2 separate regions of the Mus musculus genome follow, and region 1 is linked to region 2. A link is a loop called in an ENCODE intact Hi-C map of the cell type or tissue named here. Cell type or tissue: gastrocnemius. All regions are shown on one strand.

Evidence for each region. A loop is a pair of places that touch in the nucleus more often than their neighbours do. Peaks named below come from ENCODE experiments on the same cell type or tissue, not always from the same donor. Only the 100,000 strongest peaks of a DNase experiment are listed, where the experiment ranks them.
Region 1: a loop joins it to region 2, with 3 times the contacts of the local background. A loop is called at or near these places in 12 of 42 quality-filtered maps.

What each region holds. Positions count from the first base shown.
Region 1 is chr4:155,364,063-155,372,062 of GRCm38, reverse strand. No RefSeq gene overlaps it. Among named protein-coding and RNA genes, the nearest start is that of Prkcz, 6.6 kb to the right of the region's middle. In gastrocnemius, a CTCF peak has its summit at 3,196 (motif pointing left); DNase peaks (open chromatin) are centred at 47, 648, 1,041 and 3,183.
Region 2 is chr4:155,576,008-155,584,007 of GRCm38, reverse strand. Nadk (NAD kinase) reads right to left here. Exons shown (of 12, transcript NM_001159637.1): 2 at 6,811-7,015; 3 at 4,614-4,697. The coding sequence starts at 6,989. Among named protein-coding and RNA genes, the nearest start is that of Nadk, 16 kb to the right of the region's middle. In gastrocnemius, a CTCF peak has its summit at 3,385 (motif pointing right); a DNase peak (open chromatin) is centred at 3,385; H3K4me3 peaks cover 963 bases; H3K27ac peaks cover 3,753 bases.

The DNA of each region.
Region 1 (8,000 bases), 210 kb after region 2:
GCTTGAGTCTGGAGCCTCCCTGCAGAGCAGCAACTCCTCCATCTGCTAGATTGCTGGAGCCAATGCCGTGCAGCAGGGGCATGCCTCCTTATGTCCTGGCAGGATAGCTTCGCATGGCCTGTGTGAGTGCCAGGGTCATGTGTGGGGGTCGATCTATGTGTCCAAATGTGCAGCCTTTCATTTCAAAGGCCATGGGCCACTGGTCAAGTGAAGTCTGTGGTAGCTTTGGGCTACTCTTCACTGCTGGCTACAACTACCTCCCAACCAACCATGACAGTAACTGTCTGATGACGTGCGCTACAAGAGTTGTGTGTACTTGCGGGTCTTTCCTTGGGTTTAGACCCTGAGGAGGAATGATCAGAAAGAGACGTCATGGGTGCTTTCAAGGCTTTTGCTTTCTCTAAAAACAAGTCCCTAGTAGGCAGCTGGGGAGTGGGGCTTCTCCCATCCTCTAGCCTTACCAGCCCAAAGGACCTACTGGACAATGTTTTGGCTCTCTGTGTTCTACAGCCTGCCAGCCTCACCCAGGAATGATTCACACATATTCTGGACCTGAGCTCAGTGTAGTTGACCATAGGCCCCCCAAGACCACAGAGCTCAGATGGCATAAAGCCAGTAGGTGGCTCAGGCTGGGGGCTGGGAAACCCTTTACCATCTCCTGTGATTGTTTGAGTTAAAGTGACTCTATTTTCATGGGGCTAAAATAGTGCTTGTAGTCCTGGAGCTGTTGCCGTCATTGCCATGGCGACATGGTTCTGGCAGAGCCCCCTCATCCTCCACTGGGTCTTAAGTAACCTCAGTCCTTAGGAAGGTGCAGTGGGGCCCAGTCTGTTTGCAGCGGCCTCCAGACTGGTGCAGCACAGTAGCCCAGCTGCCTTTGTGCCCATATGCTCTGACAATGCCCCGAACCTGTAACTCAGGCTTGGGTCCTGGACTCAAGCAGGCCCGAGACAGGAGCCCCACTCTGTGCTCAGCCAAGGTACAGAGAAAGAAGTGAGTATGTGTGTGTTGTTTTGCTGTAGCCTGGAATACCTGCAGGGACCTTGAGCCTTTGCCCTGCTGTTGCAGTCATGTGATCCTGGAACGGGTCCAGTGCCTCTCAGGCCTTAGGCCTGTACGCTGGGAGCACGTGACCAATAAACAAGTATAGAGCCTCGCAGGCATGTGAGGCTTGGGTGGCGATGCCTGGTGCAAAGGTAGCCACAACTGTGCCCGGTGCAGGATATAGCCCTAGAGCATGGCCTGGGCCCTCTGCACAGTTCGGCTGGTAAGTGTGTGGAAGCAGCCGAGATGTCGGTCTGTTATTTTACAGCTCTACTATACTTCTATCTAGCTCCCCTTCTTTCTAGCCTCTTGACCCAACAACCCACAGGTTTTCTTAGCTTTTCTGTCTTTGCTGACCCAGCATTACCCACATTCAAAATGTCCAGATACAACACACACACACACACACACACACACACACACACATACATACACAGACACACACACACACTCACACACACATACACATACACACATACACACACTCGCACACACACTCGCACACACATACACAGACACAGACACACACATACACTGGCACACACACACTCGCACACACATACACAGACACACACACACACTCGCACACACATACACAGACACACACACACACAGAGGAAGATTATGTCTGCACATTCAGGGACATGTGTACACTCAGTGTTATAAGGTCTAGTGTCCACAGGTTTTTATTTTCTGGACCGGTGGACTGACTACTCAGAGGGTAAAGACGCTTACCATCAACCTCATCACCATCCCTAGGTCCCACCCACATGGTAAGAATGGATTCCTACGGGTCGTCCTCTGACCTCGTGTGCACTGTTACAGGTGTACACACCCCTCTACACACACAATAAATAACAAATAGATAATATTCAAGGATGACATAATTTAATTTAATTTGGAGAGCTGCAAGATACATAGGGTTCTTGCTCACCCTTTGACTGGAAACCCCTAAGTTAAGACTTCGCATAGACATGGTATGTTTATTAGTATAGAACAACTTCCATATTATTAAGGACACATTTTATCTGGGTTTCTCAATTTTTGAACAATGTTTTTCAATATTGCATTGGCCTGGTCTCCCCCCACCCCCATGTTTCCCAGACAGTTTCTCTGTGTACCAGCCTTAGCTGTCCTAGAACTCACTTTGTAAACCAGGCTGACCTGCAAGTCACAAAGATCAGCTTGCCTCTCTCTGTCTCCCAAATGCCATGGTGTAAAGGTGTGTGCCATCACATCCAGCTCTGACCTATTTTTTTTTCAGCAGGTATTGCTAGTCCTTTTCTAGGTGAGATACACTCAGTACTTGACCTCTTAGGTGCATCACACTGCATCCTGAGAGCTGGGATTTCAGGTGTGCACAGCCAAGCCTCGTTTCTGCAGTGCTGGGGATTGAAGCCTGGCTTTCTACATTCTAGGTACTCTACGGACAGAGCTACATACTCAGGAGAACAGTCTTTATTTTTGGTTCAGATATTAAGCATAAGGTCATAATTCTTTGCAATAATTTCTGGGAGAGTTTCAATAGAGCAAATTTCCAGGTGACGTAGCAAATAAAAGACAAAATACCATTTAAGTCAAAAGAACAAAATTACTTTGTTTCTGTGGGTATTATTGAAAGTTGAACTTAGGACCTCATCATGTTCTACAGAGCCACATTTCCAATCCCACGTTTTTAGTTTTTACTATGAGTCAGAATCTTATTAAGTTGTCCGGGCTGCCTTGAACCGTCAATAATTCCTTTCTCAGTCTCTTAAACAGGTGGGAATTACAGGCTTGCGGCAAGAGGTCTGTTTTAGCAGTCCACAGATTAAAAAAAACCCAAAAAACAAAAAACACCCGAAAAACCCGGGATGATTAGCACAATTAACTGTGTAGCGGAGGGTGGGAGGAATTACCACTGGAAGAGCAGATGGCTGGATAGACGGAACTGAAGACATAGGCAACATCTTATGGGCCTGGGAGGTGAGAAGCAGGATTGTGTGGAGATGCAGACCCATGGCGCTGGGGGGTAGCCAGCCAGAGCTCAGATCATGAGGGAGTAGGGCACAGCACCCCCACCTTCTAAGACAGAACCAGGATCGAAGTAAGGAACAAAGAGCCAAGCCCTCCCTCAGCTGCGTCCCTCCTGTGCCCCCTTCTGGGAATGCTCGGTATTGCGCTTGCCTGTGGAGGACAGGAAGGACCAGGTGGACTGGAATTTCATCTCTACTCACCAGCCGTGTAGGCGAAACGCAAGGTTGAGGCAAAAGTGGCTAAGGACACCTAGGACTTCTGGTGTGTCCCCCAATCTTTTCACCTACTCCGTATCCTCCTTTCCACGGCCTCCGCCGTTTTAGCTTTCCCAGAATTCCCTGCTTCTCAGGGTCATAGGCCTCTTTGTGAGCCCATCACGTCCTTCCCCTGTAATATGTTGTTAGCTTCCAAAACCAGCCTCTTCCAGAACCTGGTCTTCCACATGCAACAGAGTCACCATTTACTTGTTTATTTAGGGGTTGGTTTTTTGGGGGGGGTGCAATGTATCTCCCCTCTGCCCCTTTCCCCCCAGAGTTTCTCTGTATACCCCTGGCTGGCCTCGGCCTGGGATTAAAAGCTGCATAGCCCAGGGCTGGAGAGATGGCTCAGAGGTTAAGAGCACTGACTGCTCTTCCAGAGGTCGTGAGTTCAATTCCTAGCAACCACATGGCGACTCACAACCATCTGTAATAGTGGGATCCCATGCCCTCTTCTGATGTGTCTGAAGACAATGATAGTGTATTCATATACATAGAAAAGATTAAAAAATTTTAAAAAGCTACATAACCCAATCCTGCCGGCCCTGGCATCTGTTTATGTGTGAGTGTCTTTGTCTGTGTGGTGTGCTGATTAGTTTTCGGTCGGTTTGAGGTAGCTAGAGCCATTCTGAGAAGGAACCTCAACTGAGAAAACACCTCCATTCAACCGGCTTGTCAGCAAGTCTGTAGAGCATTTTCTTGATCGGTGGTTGTCATAGGTGCCCTTCCCGAGTAGGTGGCCTTGAGGTGTATCGGAAAGCAAACTGAGCAGGCGCGGAGGGCGGACTAGCACCCACACTGCTTCTGTTTCAGTTCCTCTCCTACGTTCCTGCCTTGGCTCACCTCAAAGGGCTGCAACTCTGGATGATATCTAAACCAAATAAACTCCTCCCTCCCTCAGTTGCTTTTGGTCATGGTTTATGGTCACACTAGGCAGGGAACCAAGCCCCGTGTACTTAAGTGGGATTGAGGCAGGGTTTCTCCCTGAATCTACTTAAGTTAGGCTCAGTGATCCTCCTGCCTCTACCTTCCATTCAGAGTTGGCTTGCAGGTCCGTGCCGGACGGACAGCTTGTTACATGGGTGCCACTGAGCCACATCTCCAGCTCCACAGAACTGTCACCTCTATAGGTCTGGGAAACACCGAAAGCAGCGGCCTGTCTCAACTGGCATCAGGCTGCACAAGAGAAAAACCCTGGCTTATGGCTGCACAACTTTTGGCACTTATGGGATATCAAGCAACGTCTGACGGCTGACTGAATGAGTTCGGTTGATATTGTCACTTCAGTTGGTTTCTCTAAGTCCCACAATCCCTGACAGAAAAAGGAAACATCTGCGGTAGGGTGCCTCCCTCTCTCCGCTGTGTATGCCAAGCAAATGCTCTGGGCCCTTCCTGTAGCAGGTGGGTTCCTGCCAGACCCCACCCGGGTCAGCCTCACATCTGGAAAGGTGAACAATGTTTCCTCTCCCCTATAGGCTCTGAGAAAACCAGATAACAGAGATCCGCTGGACTTGGTAGAGCCTCCTAGGGAGGTAGGAGAAGCCCTCACTTAACCCTTTGTGAGCCACTGGCCACTCCTTACCCTTCCCCACACCTGGCAGTATCTACCCTGTCCTTCTGCGATGGCTTGTTTTACGTCAGCTTGACACAGCTGTAGACACCTGAGAGTCAATTGAGAAATGCCTCTATATGACTGGGCCTAGCCCGGTGTGGGTGGCACCACCCCTGGACAGGTAGTTCTATAAGCAGTCTAAGCAAGCCAGTACGGCAGCCCTCCACCATGGCCCATCACTCCTGCCTCCAGGTTCCTTCTCTGTTTGGGTTCCCGCCCTGAGCGCTTTCAATGATTAACTGTTATATGGAAGTGTAAGAGAAATAAACCCTCTCCTCCCTTTTGGTCAGTGTTTTATTACAGCAATATAAACAAGTAAGACACCATCCACCAGCTGGTCCCAAGAGATCTGAGTGAAGCCGGGCATGTGGGTCCCCACCCACCCAGCTGGGCTTTGGGGAAGGGGCTTCATGGACGGCCTCATCTTCTCAGAAATTGAATCTGTATAAACCCATTTTTAATTGTATCTTCATTTGGAAAACGGTTTGTGTTTGGGAGTATCCAGTGTCTGTGGAAAACTGGGGAACCACAGAAACTTTAGGACATGGAAAGGATCTGCCTCCAGTGGCCCAGCCAGTTTCCTGTCTGCGGCCCCAACCGCCCCATGCTGGGGTCTGCCTCACCTCACAGGTTCTGAGGGTCACCTCCAAACCCTACCCACCAGGGAGGAAGCTCTGGAAACCTGCCTTTCTGCTTCACTATGACTGGTCTGGTCGGGTCTCCATGGAAGCTGGTGGAAACCCTGCCCCCGCCTTGGTGGACAGAGTCTGGAGCTCATGTGGCCCCAGAAATCCCACTCATTACACTGGGTGCCTGGAGAGGCCATGGGAACACCCAGCCAAGTGTTCACTGGTGAACTGGGAAACAAATCCTGTTGTCTGCTGCCAGGCAACACCCCGACACAGTTCCCAGGGGAAACCTGCAGGTCCCTTCACCCTGGAGCCTCACAGGTTGGGGGTTCTGATTTGGGAGTTCCTGCTGTGACCTGCTCCCATAGGCCTGGAGGTTGCTTTGCATTGCAAATACTGGCCTCAGGAGAGAATGGCCAAAAGGAAGGGTAGTTAGGGGCTGGGGAAGCTCTTAGGACACTGGTTTGAACCATAGGCATACATTTTTTGCAACCTACTTTTAATAAGGGTTCAACCTCTTCTATAATCCACCACTCAGTAGAGGTAGTAGAAGAGAAAAGTTATTAGGATGGGGGGAAGTGGACCTATTCAGCAATAGTTCTTTGGGGGTGGGTTTGATCCTCTTTGGCAGCAGTTTAGTCCCGTAGCAAACACCAAATATGACTCAGCAGCTGCAGACCAGTCCTCTAGGCAGGCCGACGCCAGGCAGGAACCAGCAGCCGTAGTTCAGTTCTGAAGAAACCACCAGGCTCGCCAACCAGCCTGAGACGAGGCTGCAGAGGTGGCAATCTGCCACAGGAACCTACCTCATGAGCAGTTCTTGGGCGGGTTTCTCTCAATGGTGGCGTTATCATACGCTGAGCTCAAGAGCGCTATGTAAGGTGAATGGATACACGCGTGTCCTTAGCAAAGAATAGTGAGGCCAAGCAAACCAAACCAACGCTCAGTGCTCATCTCCCGCTGTCTGTGAGATCATATTTATACTCCCTCACCAAGCGTCCTGTCACATGTCTGCTATATCAAAACACTCATCCCCCTATGCCTGCTTCAGGAAAACAGTCTTTCATGTGTTTGCTTTAGCAAGACATCCTTTCACCTCTGTGCCCCAGCAAAACATTTGACATAACTTTCCAAATAAACTAGAAGTCTCCACTTCAGTTAACCTCAGAGCTCAGTCCTCTGCTCTACTGGGAGGCTTCAGTACACTGCATGACATCTCTCCTAAGGCCCCTCTGGCTGTACATGGTCCGGGACTGGAACCTGAACTCACTGGCCTTCCCCACCCTTGTGGTTTTTCGAGACAGGGTTTCTCCATGTAGCTCTGGCTGTCCTGGAACTCACTCTGTAGACCAGGATGGCCTCAAACTCAGAAATCTGCCTTCCTCTGCCTCCCAAGGTCTAGGATTAAAGGCGTGCGCCACCATTGCCTGGCTGCAAAAGATGTTTAATCTTGGGTCCACCCTGAGAAGTTGGTACGGTACACATCCATTTTCCATGATGAACAACCAATAAACAGTTTGGAACCAAGGACTGTCTGACTCTTTCATTGAGAACGGCCATGGGGAGCATGGAGCAGGTCTTCACCTACAGAGCCACAGCCTCCTGCAGAAGACCTCTCTGTGCTTTCAGCCACCATCACAGCCAAGCTAAGGACCTTCACTGGTGAGCAAAGCCAGGACTTCCCTCCCCACCCCAAGCCCTGGGCTAGACTCCATCCTCAGCCGGCAGGTCCCCAACTCTGCTCTCAACTCCTGAGACTCAGGGGAGTCTGAGTGTCCAGGAGTTTGGGAGCGCCTGGTCCTGGCCTCTTCGCAAGCCTGTGGACCCCTGACATTTGTTCCTGACTCTTCTGTGTGGCACTCCATGGATGACCAGGTGCCCAGGGGTCTGGGAATACCAGCTTCAGCTTTCCCACACCTCAGACTGTGTTTTCCCACCCTCAGAGTGGTGCTCCCGGCATTTGCCCAGCGTGGGATAGACATGGTCAGCATTTTACCTCCCCAGCACCCTTTTCCACCAGGTTGCCTAGCCCATTCAAGGCATGCCTTGTTCTTTCCAGTATATCAGGAAGTACTGAAAGCTATACACTAAAGTGGGGTCAAGATGGCTATAGGGCTAGCTATAGGACGCCACATGTAGAGCTGGTCAGGTGGCCAGGACAACTTTCCTAGATCATGATTGCTGGGCAGGTGCAGGAGAGTCACAGTGTACTCCTACTTTGGTGCAAGATAGATGTTCTTCATCGTGTCTGTCCAGGCACCGTGTCACCTTCTGTCCAGTTGCCTTTTAGTGATGGGGGTGGGGACAGACCACTTACATAGACGTGTGTTGGGCAGGCATCAGAGAAGGTACCACAGACAGAGGATACAAGGTCATCCATGGGGTGGGTGAATGTGGGGGAATGTAACGGCAAAAAGGAACGAGGTCCCTGGTCCTATGAGC
Region 2 (8,000 bases):
CTGCCATCAGGGATAGCTGTCAGCCAACCTGCAGCCACATACCAGGAACACAATGGTTCTAGAGCAACTGTCCTTAGCTGCCAGTAGACCTTGAAGACCCACCCTGCCCAGCCACTGTCTGCAAGACTTTGGCCATATCCTCTTGGGCACCCTGCTTGCCAACTGTACCTATAATCATCTTCATGGGCCAGATCACATGTATTATGGTGGGGACAGAGATGGCATAAAGCAACAGAGAGGAAATCCTAGGCTACCTGTCAGCCTATAGAGGACATCTGTTCCTCATAGAACCTAGAACAGCTGGATTCAAGACTCTGTCCTGGGTCTACTATGGACCATTTCCAGTCCCAGGACCCTTCAGAACATGTGTTTCCTTTGATGAACCTACCTGGAGGGTGTATGGCCTACCTCTTTATGCTACTGTATAAACTTAGCTGAGTCTTATTTATTAATTAAAATCAATATAAGTATTAGTTAAACTAATAATAATTAAAATTAATAATTATTATTAATTTTTTGAAAGAGGTACTTAGTATGTGGCCTCGACTGGCTTGGAACGTATTATACAGACCAAGTTAGCCTCAAATTCATAGAGATCTACCTGTTTTCCCTCCTGAGTGTTGAGATTAAAGGCATGACCTGGTACCATGCCTGGCCTAGTAAATCTTCATTTCTGAAGTCCAACACAATTTCCCCAATTATGAAATGTGTTCTAGCAGTCTGTGAGAACCCACAACCAACCTTCAAAATTATGACACAAAGTACTGAAAGCCTCAGAGGCCACTAGTGGTCAAAGCACTCACCTGTTACTGGCATTTCTGGGAGGGGAGAGGCCGCTCATCGCTGCCTCTCTGAGCCTCCACCTTCTAGGAGACAGCAGGCACATCCCCAGCATTGCAGTGTTCCCTCACCACACACACACACAGCCCTGTCTGGCCACCATGCTCCTAGCTGTGTATTACACTGAGTTTAATTTTTGTATCCTCAAAACTGAAAGCAAAATGTCGAAGACTTGTCAAGGTCCTATAGCAGTGTTCTCTAAACTATGAAATCAAATAAACAAAAACATAGACTCCCTTCTGACTACATGGCCCTTCTGCCTCATCATCTGGTTTAAAAATGAAAAAACACAAGGTTAACTATTAAGAGCAAAGAGGGCCAGTCTCAGCTCCCTGCTCCTAAAGAAGGGCCAGGACCACCTGCCTAGCAGCCCTGGCAGGGCAGTGCCCAGGCCAGGCAGTGCCCAGGCCGCTGAGAACCAGGAGCATGGAAAAGGCAGGCCCGCCCACAGGGAGGCGGTCGCAGGCCACCGGCAGGTGAAAGGGCTGCAGGTGAAAGGAGATCACTCCCTAAACTTACCAGACTCCGGGTTCCAGAGAATGTGGGTGGATCATAGACCTCTGCCCCACTACAGAGCTCCAAGCCCACACCCTGTGTCCAGCAGCCAGCCTATCCTGCCCATGTGTGGGTTATGACTGCCTCAGGCAGGCCCAGCCCAAGACTCTTTCAGCCCCAAAGCTCAGCAGGGTTCAGCATGTGTCACCAGCATTATTATATGCAGGCCAAGGCCTCCCTGTGACCACAAACCAGCTCAACTTCCTGTTGTGTCATCTACAGAGGAATGGTGACCATTCCAGGAAGTCTGGGATTCAGGTGCCATGTGGAGCTGACAGGCTCATGGCCTGTCAGAACCAGCTCTGAGTGATCTGCTGTGCCAGCCAAGGATGCATGGCCACTGTGCCATACAACAGAGGTTGGCATCCCCGTAAGGAAAACACAGTCTCAAAGTAATGAGGAAACGAAAACTCCTCCTAAGTCCTCCATGCTGCCTCGGGAATACTTGATACTTGATACTTGGCAAACGTATAAAGCCCTCTTTTTTATTTTTTATTTATTTATTTATTTTTTTGAGACAGGGTTTCATTGTGTAGCCCTGGCTGTCCTGGAACTTACTCTAGACCAGGCTGGCCTCGAACTCAGAAATCCTGCCTCTGCCTCCCAAGTGCTGGGATTAAAGGCGTGCGCCACCAATGCCCCATAAGGCCCTCATTTTTATAACATAGGTGTTACACTGACATATAGAGGTATACAGAGATGCAGGTGACAGAGCTGTACCTCAGAGCCTAGAACAAATGGTCCCAGGCAGAGCAGAGAAAGGTGCCTGTCTAGACATTAACCCATAGTCCTAAAGTTCTCTCACTTGCACTTTCTGGTCTCAGAGAACGGCCTGCAGGCATTTTGTGTCCTGGCCTAAATAACTGATATCTAAGTAAAAACTGGCTGTGGGGGGCTGGAGAGATAGCTCAGCGACTAGGAGTGCATACTACTCCCCCAGCCTTGGGAGGCAAAGACAGTTGAATCTCTGAGTGTGAGACCAGACTGATCTAACAAACAAATTGAGTTCTAGGAGAGCCAGACTACCTAAAGAAACTATGACTTAAAACAAACAAAAAAAAAAAAAAAGGAAAAAAGGAAAAAAGGAGGTGGGGTTTACACTGCTCTTGATTTAGTTCCCAACACCCATATCTGGTAAAATCTGGAGTTACAATTGCCTGCAACTCCAGTTCCAGGGAGCCAAAAATATAATACAGTGTATTTACATATAATAAATAAATCTTTTTACAAAAAGATTTATTTATTTATTATATGTAAGTACACTGCAACTGTCTTCAGACACACCAGAAGAGGGAGTCAGATCTCATTACAGATGGTTGTGAGCCACCATGTGGTTGCTGGGATTTGAACTCTGGACCTTCGGAAGAGCAGTCGGGTGCTCTTACCCACTGAGCCATCTCACCAGCCCCCTAAATAAATCTTTAGAAATAAAATAAACAAGCAAAAACTGGCTGCTGTAGAGGCGTTAGGTAAGTGACAAAGCTAAGCTGTGCAGGAAGGGGCTGCAAGCAGCTGGTGGTTGGAAAATACAGGGGACCACTAGGATACTGGGAGGTGGTGGGCATGCATATGGGCACCAGACCAGGGACAGGAAGCAGGGGAGTGCCTAGAACTCTGGGTGATGGGGAGCTAGGGAGGGCCACACGTGGGACAGACAATGACACAGTGGATATTAGCAGAAGGCTTGGGGTTGGTGTAATTATGATTGCTGGATGCATGGATAAGAGAGTATACAACATGTCAAGATACAACATGTCAAGATACAACATGTCAAGAACCGTTGCTTCCAATGATATACATTTAGCAGCAACAGCAGCAGCAGCAGCAATAACTCACAACTCTGCTCTGTGAACTTGTAGGCCTTGGACAATTTTCCTCAAAAGCACTAATACTAGCATCCCTGCATCCCTAAGGGTGTAAACCATTACTGGGATTTACACCAACCCTGCAGCCAAGGTTCCTTTTAAGAGCAGTTCCTTGGATGGCCTGCAGGTGGCAGAAAAGCAAGGATGCGGTCTCCTCCAAGAGGAAGCTTGGAGCAGGGGGCTTCAACCAGGGTTGTGACCACTTTGGGGGCTGTATATCAGATATCCTACCCATGAGATATCTACACTGTAATTTGTAATACTAGGAAAATTACAGTTATGAAGTAGGAATGAAATAACTCTATGGTTGGGGGTCCCCACAACATGAGGAAGTGTATTAAAGGGTCGCAGCATAAGGGAGGATGAGGACCACTGCTGAGAGGGTCATACATAGCCTTGGGTCAGGTCTCTAATCCAGGCCAGAAAAAGGTGGTGCAGAGGGAAAACATTTATTCTTTGGAAATATCCAATGCTAACCAGAATTTGGGCTGACAGAGATAATGATCAGGTGTAACCCAGGAAGATACACTAACTGCTAAGGTCTCAGGGAGCTTGTGTTCCAGGGCGTTGTCCTAGCCAGCGACAGGATTGTGAGGAACACATAGGATGGGATGTGGCCAGTAGGAGAATGCATGCCTGTCAGAGGCAAGTCTTGGTCCCATCTCTAGCATGGCAAACCCACGGTTCAAACAAACAAATGAACAAAAAGAAGAATCTTTCAAGCAAGTAAAATCAGGTTAAAAAACAAAGAAAATTTGTATTTCTACAGGCTCACAACCATCTACAGTGGGATTTGATACCCTGTTCTCTTACGCAAGCATACATGCACATAGTGTGCTCATACACATACATACATATGTATGTACATACGTATGTAAGTACAAACATACATACATACATACATACATACATACATACATCTTTAAAAGAAGGAAAGACACAGAACACCAAGCAAGTCCCACTGATCCTATTTAACCTGTGCAGATGGTCACAGTCAGGGGACCCGGTCCCACGTGGCCACAGCCCTTAGCTCACCACTGCTTCTCTTTCTCCCTGGTTTATGTGTTTTTGGTTTTCAGACAGGGTCTGACTCTCGGCTGATATCTTACTAACAGCTCAAGCTGGCTCAGACTCGAGAGTCTCCTGCCTCAGACCGAGTGCCAAAGTATAGGTGTGTACCAAAACAGAAATTTGCCCCCTGCCTCTGGAAGCCATGGGAGAAACCACCAGCTAAAAGTCTCCACTTAGGATCTATGAACACAGTTGGCTTCTGAAACAACTCAGAACCCTGCACAGGGCAACCCCATAAAACTCCCAAGGAACACCCCTTCCCCTCAATTCTGGTAAACTCACATGATGGTCTGCGGGTTCTGCAGCACGCAGGCCTTTGGTCCAAATGTTGTCACTGGGCACGGTCCATGGAGAGAGCGGGTCCTCCTGTGGAGCACAGCGGAGACTGGTGTCAAAGTAGAAGGGGACAGTAAGCAAAACAGACATGCCCCTGTCAGACTCCAAGAAACCCAAGTGACAATAGCTCCATCATCCACAGCATTCACACGCGGGGCAGCAGATCCTGCCCTGGTCTGGGATGCTGCGCTGGAGCTCACGCTTGCCCAGGTTCCCTGGGACAGTACCGAGGCATGAAAACTGACCTGGACAGGTTCCCGTGGACACTGATCCTAAATCAGAGGAGGCACAAGTCTAGTAAGAGCCAGGAAAACACTGGCCTGGCATGAGCCAGGACCCAAGGCAGCACCTCTCAGCAGGTCTGTGGGCTATAATCGGGAGTCAAAACCTGGCACCACCCTCAATAATCTAGATGAACATTCTAGCAGAAATATTTTCTCTGGAGCACATGTGTGACAACACAGATACCAATTGAGCAACCCAGCCTTCCCTCCTAAAAAGTGACCCAGCCAGTTGAGCATCCAAACAAAGGTTCACTGCAGCCTGCCCTGACGAGGGACAGCAGCAGCCAGGCTCTCTATGCTTCTGGGCGATCAGGGCAAAGACCAAGACAGCATTGTGGTTGTTCATCTTGGGACACTCACTCAGGGCTCTGGGGCTTCACTAACTCCTCTTAGCCCAGAGAGAACACTGAGTTAGTAGAGTAGCCTTCAAACTTGCTTCCCTTCAGCTGCCTGTCTCCAAATCCACAAAATCTTCCAATGCTGATGACGCAGATGAAAGATTGCCCTGCCTCTGGGGGAGCAGGCAGTGTCCAGGGTCATGGAGCCCGGCCAGCCTGGCCAGCTGACAACTGGAGAGAAACCTGATTGCTGCAGGCCTTTCTGAGCTAGAGAAGTGTTAGAGTTTTACATAAAGCTTTCCCTTTTTTCTTCCTTTTTTATAACAGACCTCCCAATATGGCCCAGACTGGCCTTCAACTTGTGATCCCCCTGCCTCAGCCTTTTAAGATTACAAGTGTGAATCACTCACTAAGCCTGGGTTGTCTACATAGCCTTTAAAAGGTTATACAGAACATCACAAATATCAACTCATGTAGGAACTTAAAGGAACTAGGAAGAGAACTTAGGGCTTGCAGGAAATAAGAGTCAGCACCGGCCACCCTCTGTCCTCCTCGAAGGATAGTTGCACAGGCAAACTTGCTTGTACACTCATTGCTCCAGGACATCAGCCACCAGCTGCAGAAGCTGCTCTGACTTATGGCTACTTTCACAGGTCCAACATCCCCACAGAAACCAGAAACTCAGGCAATTATGTCCTAAGTCGGCAAGGCACAAACATAGTGGTGAGGCATAGGCACCGGAGGCCACCGTGATCAGCTGTGTACCCAGGGCAAAGGTGCTGGCCACCTAGCCTCTGCTGCAGCCATCTCACATAGAGCTTTCTACAAACAACTGCAGCAGCCACTCGTCCCTCTACCACTAAATGGGTGCTCTGTGAGATCACTCATCCTCACGGGAGAGACTGCCTGCCTGACTTTAAAGTGACTCCTCACCATCACATTTCACAGGTGTGATCCTTCTTCTGGAGTCAGTGTCAGTCTCTGGCAAGCTTCCATAAAAGACTTAGCGTGGTTATTGTCTCCAGGAATGAGAGTACCTCCTGATGTTAGTGGAACCTCATGCTTATCATGTGGCCTCCCCTTGAGGCTTTATGCAGCAGCAGTGGAAGGCAGTGGCCCACAACGTGTGCAAGAAAGTCTGCCCTTTGTGTAAGGAGCAGAGGCCTCTGGGTCACAACAGCTCCTCTTCCCCACCGGCACTTCTTTTGCTGAGCTCATCCATGCTCTCCTCTCAGCTCACCCAGCTCAGCTTGGCTCTGGCTGGGTGGCTCTGTGCTGAGGCAGAAAAGGAAAACATGGTGTGGCCTGTATTTCGTACATGCCAGTCGGTAACAAGTGTCCAGCACAAGTCTCGTGGACAGTGCTTCCCTCTGCTAAGGTCAGCACCACTTGGGCAGTGCCAAGCTCCACCCTACGGGCAAAACTCACACTAAGCAATGATGATCTGCCCTGATATCGGCTGTGTCCTCTGTAAGGATCCTAACACAGCATGAGAGGAAAAGGGGACACTCCTGGTCCTACCTGAACTCCTTGGTGCTGCCTAGGGCAGGTGAGGCTGACAGGCTCCGAGACTTGGCCCGGCCCCGGATAGGGTGATTGTAGCTCCAGGTCTCATCCCCATGACATGCTGAGCAGTTGTAGGAGGCTGAGTCGGCACTCAGCTCCTGACTCAGGTTCATCTTTTCTTGTTCCATTTCCATAGTTGATATGAGAAAAACTCTGGTGCCTTAATTTGATAAAAGAGAGCAAGTTACGTATACCAGCAGCAGTAACAAACATTCAGCACCATCCAGGGAAATGCTGGGTGTGATATCTGCTCTCACAAGACCTTCCACAAGATCCCTGTGGAAGGAGGGGAAGACTCCTGAGGCTCCTCCCTTCCCTGAAGGCGTATAAACAGTAAAGTCTGCCAGTTGGACTATGGTGGTACAGCTACCGCAATAAATTCACTCCTGGACTTGGTTGGGATCATTTGTCGCTGCCGTCTGTATCTGGGTGAAAAGAAAACAGACTCCCTAAGAAAAGGGGAAAAAAACCTGCCAGGTTCCCATTTTCCAGAGTTTTTGAAAATAGGCTACTTTCAGTCAGGCGGTGGTGGCGCCCACCTTTAATCCCAGCCCTCGGGAGGCAGAGGCAGGCAGATTTCTGAGTTAGAGGCCAGCCTGGTCTACAGAGTGAGTTCCAGGACAGCCAGGGCTATAAAGAGAAACCATGTATCAAAAAACCACCCCCCCCCCCCAAAAAAGGCTACTTTCACCTTAAAAATATTTAAGAACTCAGAATCCTTCCTGCTGTCGTTTTTCTACATTTTTGGAGACTGAATCCAGGGCCCAGCAAATTTTAGCTATGTCCAAGATACAACCTCACCCCTCACTGGTGTTTCTGAACCTTCTAAAGATAATGGAGAGTAAGGACAAAACAACCAAGGCAGAGTGTTAGTGTTTCCATCACAAGCCAGATAAAATGGTCCCTGGAAGGGTGGACACAGACCACAAAGCAGCCCTCATAGCCAAACAAGTAAGATGAAAATGTAAAGTGGTGGTGTGGACATCAGTACAGTAACATGCTTTTCAGTCTCTAACAGTCGAGAGCAGGTTATGCACTGGGGTCTGCATGCACGCACAAAGCCGACTAGCTCAGTCCAGTACTGATGGAAGTTACCAGAACGTAACTGTAACAATCCCCAAGGAAAACTTCAGGTCCCAAATGAA